Linked DNA regions of Homo sapiens: region 2 is linked to region 1. A link is a contact called in ENCODE Hi-C data. All regions are on one chromosome and are shown on one strand. Each heading gives the region's core, a stretch centred on a gene start or an enhancer-like site at or near the end of the contact. The rest is flanking DNA. Distances are from core to core; before and after follow the strand shown.

Evidence for each region. Hi-C counts contacts between places; a loop is a spot of excess contacts on that map. Pooled maps may share reads with other maps.
Region 2: a map of gastrocnemius medialis shows a loop between it and region 1 (2.8-fold over the local background). The contact joins two enhancer-like sites. A Hi-C loop is called at or near these places in 25 of 168 maps with a recorded cell type or tissue (A673, Caco-2, Calu3 and 21 more), 15 of 37 single-sample maps with no recorded cell type and 25 of 50 pooled maps.

Annotation. Positions count from the first base shown.
Region 1 is chr10:77,011,984-77,014,683 of GRCh38, forward strand. KCNMA1 (potassium calcium-activated channel subfamily M alpha 1) reads right to left here. Exons shown (of 28, transcript NM_001161352.2): 18 at 1-60. Among named protein-coding and RNA genes, the nearest start is that of KCNMA1-AS1, 130 kb to the left of the region's middle. Within about 2 kb of position 1,313, at least 2 of the 41 ENCODE cell types and tissues checked have a DNase peak (open chromatin) inside an H3K27ac peak, as active enhancers do; they include ascending aorta, where a contact is called at or near this core.
Region 2 is chr10:77,103,286-77,106,081 of GRCh38, forward strand. The region is part of intron 9 of KCNMA1 (potassium calcium-activated channel subfamily M alpha 1); the gene reads right to left. Among named protein-coding and RNA genes, the nearest start is that of KCNMA1-AS2, 36 kb to the right of the region's middle. Within about 2 kb of position 1,311, at least 5 of the 41 ENCODE cell types and tissues checked have a DNase peak (open chromatin) inside an H3K27ac peak, as active enhancers do; they include ascending aorta, where a contact is called at or near this core.

The DNA of each region.
Region 1 (2,700 bases), core at 63-2,562:
TTTTTTATTCTTTTGGGATCTGTGATGTCATCATGACAGGCCTTGCAGTAAAAAAATGCCCTGGAGAAAGAGAATGGAAAAACTGACACGTTTCATAATCCACCCAAATGAAATGAGTACCACATTTCCTCCACGGTGGTGCCAAATTAATGAAACACGCCAGCATTAATTTCCTTTAATCTTTTGAAAGGTTTAGACATTTGCAGACGGAAATGTTTGTTGCAAGACCATTTATTTCAAACACAGGATTCTGTGATTTGAGTTAGTGCTCCTTTTCATAAACTTCCATTTACAAAGAAACTGGGAAAAAAGTTGCTGATGTGACACACTGTGTCTGCTCATTCGTCTTTCATTTTTGAGAACAGCCTTTGATGCTACTCGTGGGGACATGTGGGCAATGAGCCCTGGGCCCTTGGTGGGGAAGTTAAATACAACACCAAAATTCCCACAGTCTGGTCAAATATATATTTGAGGGGGCAGAAGTATGTCGTTTCTCAGTCAAATAAAAATATCAAGCTTGTCACTCTGAAAGCACCTTTTCTGGGCAGCCAAAGGGAGACAGAGTTGAGGAGGTCTGCAGAGAGGGAAAAACGAAAGCCACGAGTCAGTGGGTTCCTCTGTCAAACCCCCTCTGGAGTTTCACAGCTTATTTTACTCCAAAGCTGACTGGACCAATTCCCATGCTATCCAGCCCTGAGAACATGCACTAAATGATGGTTTTCTTCTCACTATGGAGCAAAGCTCAGCTGACCACTGGAAGGGGGTGAGTAGAGCTTATTGAAGCAATAGGTAGGTAGAAGGAGAATGAGATGAAGCACTCAAAAAGAAAATCCCCTAATCTGACTTGAATGTCCATAGGTGATTCCACAGTGCATTAGCTGTGTCAAAGATATTCTGGATAAGAAAAATAAGATCATTCAAGCACTATTTGAAATCACAGTGCCTAGAACAGCACAAGAGGCCTGTGCCCTTTCAGTACTGGGGAGGTGATAAAATTCACTGGAACAACCCTACAACCTTCTGGATCCAAGAACTAACAAAATCCCTGGCTTGTTGCCTTTACCACTCCCAACAGGAAACTGAATGCCAGCTATGAACATGGCCTTTTCTTGACCAGGGCTGCAGAAATAAACACAATTCTTGACCATTTGATTCTTAGGTTCCTTTTTATGTTTTCACAGGACTTGATTTATAATTGGCACTCATTGGAAACCAATGTTAAGACTTTTGGATCCACACGAGGTCTTGGAGATCCTGCAGCCTAAATCTCTGGGACTCAGTGTCCTCATCTGTAAACTGAGGAGGTTGTCGTGGACTGCCCAGTCATTCCATGCTGGGATTCAGCCAGCCCCAGGACTTCTGAATCCAAGTCCAATGCTTGCTCTATCCTAGCAAATTCTCCACTCTTTCTTTAAATGCCAGCTGTCATCTATGTCTCAAAAAAATTAAAAAAAAAATAAAAAGAAATCCTAGCTGACTGTTGACCCTGAGTGGCAATGTGGCTAAGAACCCAATCAATCTGCCTTGGCACAGGAAGAACAGGAAAGTAGAAAGCATCCAAGTTGGGGAAAGTAACTCTGCGTCCACTTCCTTTGGCCATTTTCCCTCCCCCTTTGTTGCTCTTAACACATAATGATAATAACGGTAACAATCATATAGCTAACATCTATAGAGAACAGACTACATGTCAGGTGTGGTTCTAAGTATTTTATAAGCATTAAACATATTTGATCCTCAAACAACCCTTTGAAGGAGGTATGATTATTATTTCTATTTTACAGATAAGGAAACTGAAGCACAGAGAAGTTAAGTGACCTGCCCAAGGCCACACAGCTAAAAGTACCAAAGCTGAGATTGAATTCACATAGCCTGGCACCAGAGCCCAAGGTCTATACTAAAGAGATGATGACATGATAATAAGCCTGAATAGACTTGTGAAAAGATAAAGTTTGATTACTTCATGAACTAAAGTTGGATTCTTTTTTAATTTAATTTTTATTTTTAATTGACAAATAATAATTGTATTATATGTGTGGTATGCAACACATTGAAATACATATACAATGTGGAATAGTTGAATCAAGCTAATTAACATATACATTATACAGATAAAGAAACTGAAGCACACCTTTTGTGGTACGAACACTTAAAATCTACTGTCTTGGCTGGGTGTGGCGGCTGACGCCTGTAATCCAACACTTTGGGAGGCTGATGTGGATAGATCACGAGGCCAGGAGTTTGAGACCAGCCTGGCCAACATGGTGAAACCCTGTCTCTACTAAAAATAAAAAAATTAGCCAGTCATGGTGGCATGCACCTGTAATCCCAGCTCCTTGGGAGGCTGAGGCAGGAGAATCGCTTGAATCCAGGAGGTGGAGGTTGCAGTGAGCCGAGATTGTGCCACTGCACTCCAGCCTGGGAGCCTGGGCAATAGAGCAAGACATTGTCTCAAAAAAAAAAAAAAAAAAATCTGTCTTTGCAATTTTCTGGTATATAATTCATTTTTAACTATAGTCACCACATTGAACAATAGATTTCTTGAACTTATTCCACCTGTCTAACTGAAATTTCATGTTTTAGATGGACATCTCCCCAATCCCTCCCAACCCCAGCCCCTGTTAACCACCATTCCACTTTCTGCTTCTATGAGTTTAACTTTTGTAGGTTCCACATGTAAATAAGAACATGCGATGTTTGCCT
Region 2 (2,796 bases), core at 61-2,560, 91 kb after region 1:
GCAGACAGCCCTAACTCCCTCCAGCGGGATACAGGCTCCTGAGGGTGAATATTCCAAGTCAAAGCTATGAAACAAACACACAGAATGCACCCTGCAGAACTGGTCACGTGGGGCTCTACTGTGCCTTTCACTGATAAGGAAGAAACCACCTCCAGATACTGCTCTGTGCTGTGCGGCAGACTAACTAAGGAGTGAAAGGGAACAGGTGGTTCCATCTGCAAGGGTATAGAAGGCTCTGCAGGTGAGATCTGCCCAGCAGGGAAGTCCAAGTTTAGCAGATCACTACAATTCTCCATGGAACTACCTTTAAAGGATGGAGCCAGGAAGGGGAAGAAAATGTTGAAATCCACAAAAAAGGCACAATTCTCACTTTAGGTGTGGTTCATCTGTCTGTCCTTGAGAGCCTTTCATTGCTAGAAGTGTTCAAGAGGGAATTAGAATTCTAGTCTAACCAAATGGGAAAAATAAAGGAAGGAATGGTTTTGTCCCCTCTCCATCTTTTTCCCCTCAATCCTGGGGCCAGGACCCTTAGGGGTAGTGGGTGGGCAGGAGGGGAGAGGAGACAGCCCCAAAGTGAAGCTCATGCCTTTCTCTTCCTCTCCATCATGAGCACGGTACTCTGGCTCCCCTTATACGGAAAGGTGGAGGAAGATACAAACAATAGGAGATCACTGAGTTTAGAGCAGAATGGAGTCTCAAGAGATGACATGGAGAGGCAGCAGGACGCAGGGAAGCAGGCTGTCCAGGTTCAAACCCCAGCCCAACTCTTTACTAGCTGCGTGATGTCAGGCAAGTTACTTAACCTCCCTGTTCCTCAGTTTCTTCACTCATTCCAAATGGAGATGATGGTAATACCTTTCTCACAGGATCAATGTGAGGATTCTGAAATATGCAAATATTTGTAGGTATTACTATTGCCAGAGAAGGCAGTCCTGGGGCTTTAGGCTGCACTGATTCACATTCTCATTTCAGGAAGTGTGTGGCACTCCTGTCTCTATAGGCAAATGTTCCAAGAGAAGCCACAGCATTTAAGTTTCACAGGCAGCTTTCTTGAATTGGAGCAAGAGACGGGTTAGTCCATGACAACTATTCCCCAAACCAGAATGGCGGCTCAGCAGCTTCATCCTGAGGACCTTCCTTCAAGTTAATTACACTCACTTTCCTCTCCCACCTTGGCTACATCTAGTCTTTCATGACTCATTCCCCTCTCGTGTGCCCTGTCAGCATTTGGCTACCAGGAATCAGTAGAATAATCCAAACCCATCCCATTCTCTCTGTCCCAAACACCTGGGCCTAGGATTGCCTCAAACTTGAGTCACTCAAGTCCCAACATGGGAAACACAAGGTCTGGGTGGCTCCCGGCTGGACTCCCTCTAACAAGGGGGTTACAGCAGATGGATTCCTCTCTGTGACTGATTATTTTCCATGGCCCTTGGCCATGTGACCTTGGACCACGATCTTGTCAGTTCTCATAAACTAACCAGGAGTGGAATGAATCACACTCAGGGAGGAGACCTCTGGGGGAAACTGCAAGGGGCTGTGAGAGGGAGGAGAGAGCTGGGGATCCCAAAGGCCATGGGAGCGTCACCAGCCCTCAGGCCTTCCCTGTCTCTAAGCAGCTTTGACCTTACACAAAGGAAAGGAGGAGGAGGCAGTGGCCTTGGGAGGCAGGCTGGGCTGCAGGAGGGCTCCCTTATGAATAAGATTTAGGGTATCAGCCCAAGAGCCCAGAGAGCTCTAATCCCTCCAACTCAGAGAGATTACCTGCCTCAGCTACTCACTGAACCCTTGGTTGTGGACACCCAAACCCCTATTCTTAGATGCTCCAATCCATCATAACATACATGAAATAGCCAACACACACGCACATGTGCACAATTACCCATACCTACTGCAGGGACTGGGTATCCTTCAGGAGGTGATGAAAATGTTGGGTAAGGCACTCTAGGCCCTTGAAATAGTGTTGATGGTGAAGAGGCTTTGAGAATGCTACTTGAAATGTTTATATTATGCCAAACACATTGATTAAAACTGAAAATGAAATGCCAATGAAATCTTCATATTCTCAAATATCCTGAATTTGGGTGTTGTACAAACAAAACCCTGATCTTCTCTGCCTAAATTTTGTACTTTAAATAATCTTTGAATTTCAAAGTTTTATGTCTCTGTAGCTTTAGATCATGAGTTACCTTGAGTTCTCTGACAAGTTAATATATTGTTAGAGAAATCATTTCTGAATAAAATATGCACAAGTAAACAAATCCCTTAACTATGTATACATTCTAATTTCTTTCTGGGCATTTATTTGATTGGGTCCTGGGGAGCAGAGAACATGTATGTGTGTGTCCATGGGCAGAGCACATGGACTTATGCATACACAAAAACTCAGAGCACAGCACACTGTTTTAAGAGTCTGAACTTTATCTTTCAACAAAGTTTAGCTGCTTTCCTTTTGCAAATGCATTTAATTTTATCTGGAAACTTTTTGACGTTAGAAATAGAACAACTGTAGTTTCTCATTATGTTTGCTGCCAGAATCCATGCTTGGTTGCTCAACTAAAGACCTTATATTGCTAATTACTACCACATGCCCATATCCCAAGCGAAAGAAAACTTATTGATTCTGACAGCCCATTCTCTCAACACTGAATTCCAAATGAAAACTCAAAATTTGGCCAAACATAACATTTCATCAATCTTGTTTTACTGACTGGAAAAACAACATCAAACAAAGGGTGCTAATGGCCCTTTATTACCGTGCCTTTCCCAAGCTTATATTTTCTGATGAAAGATCTA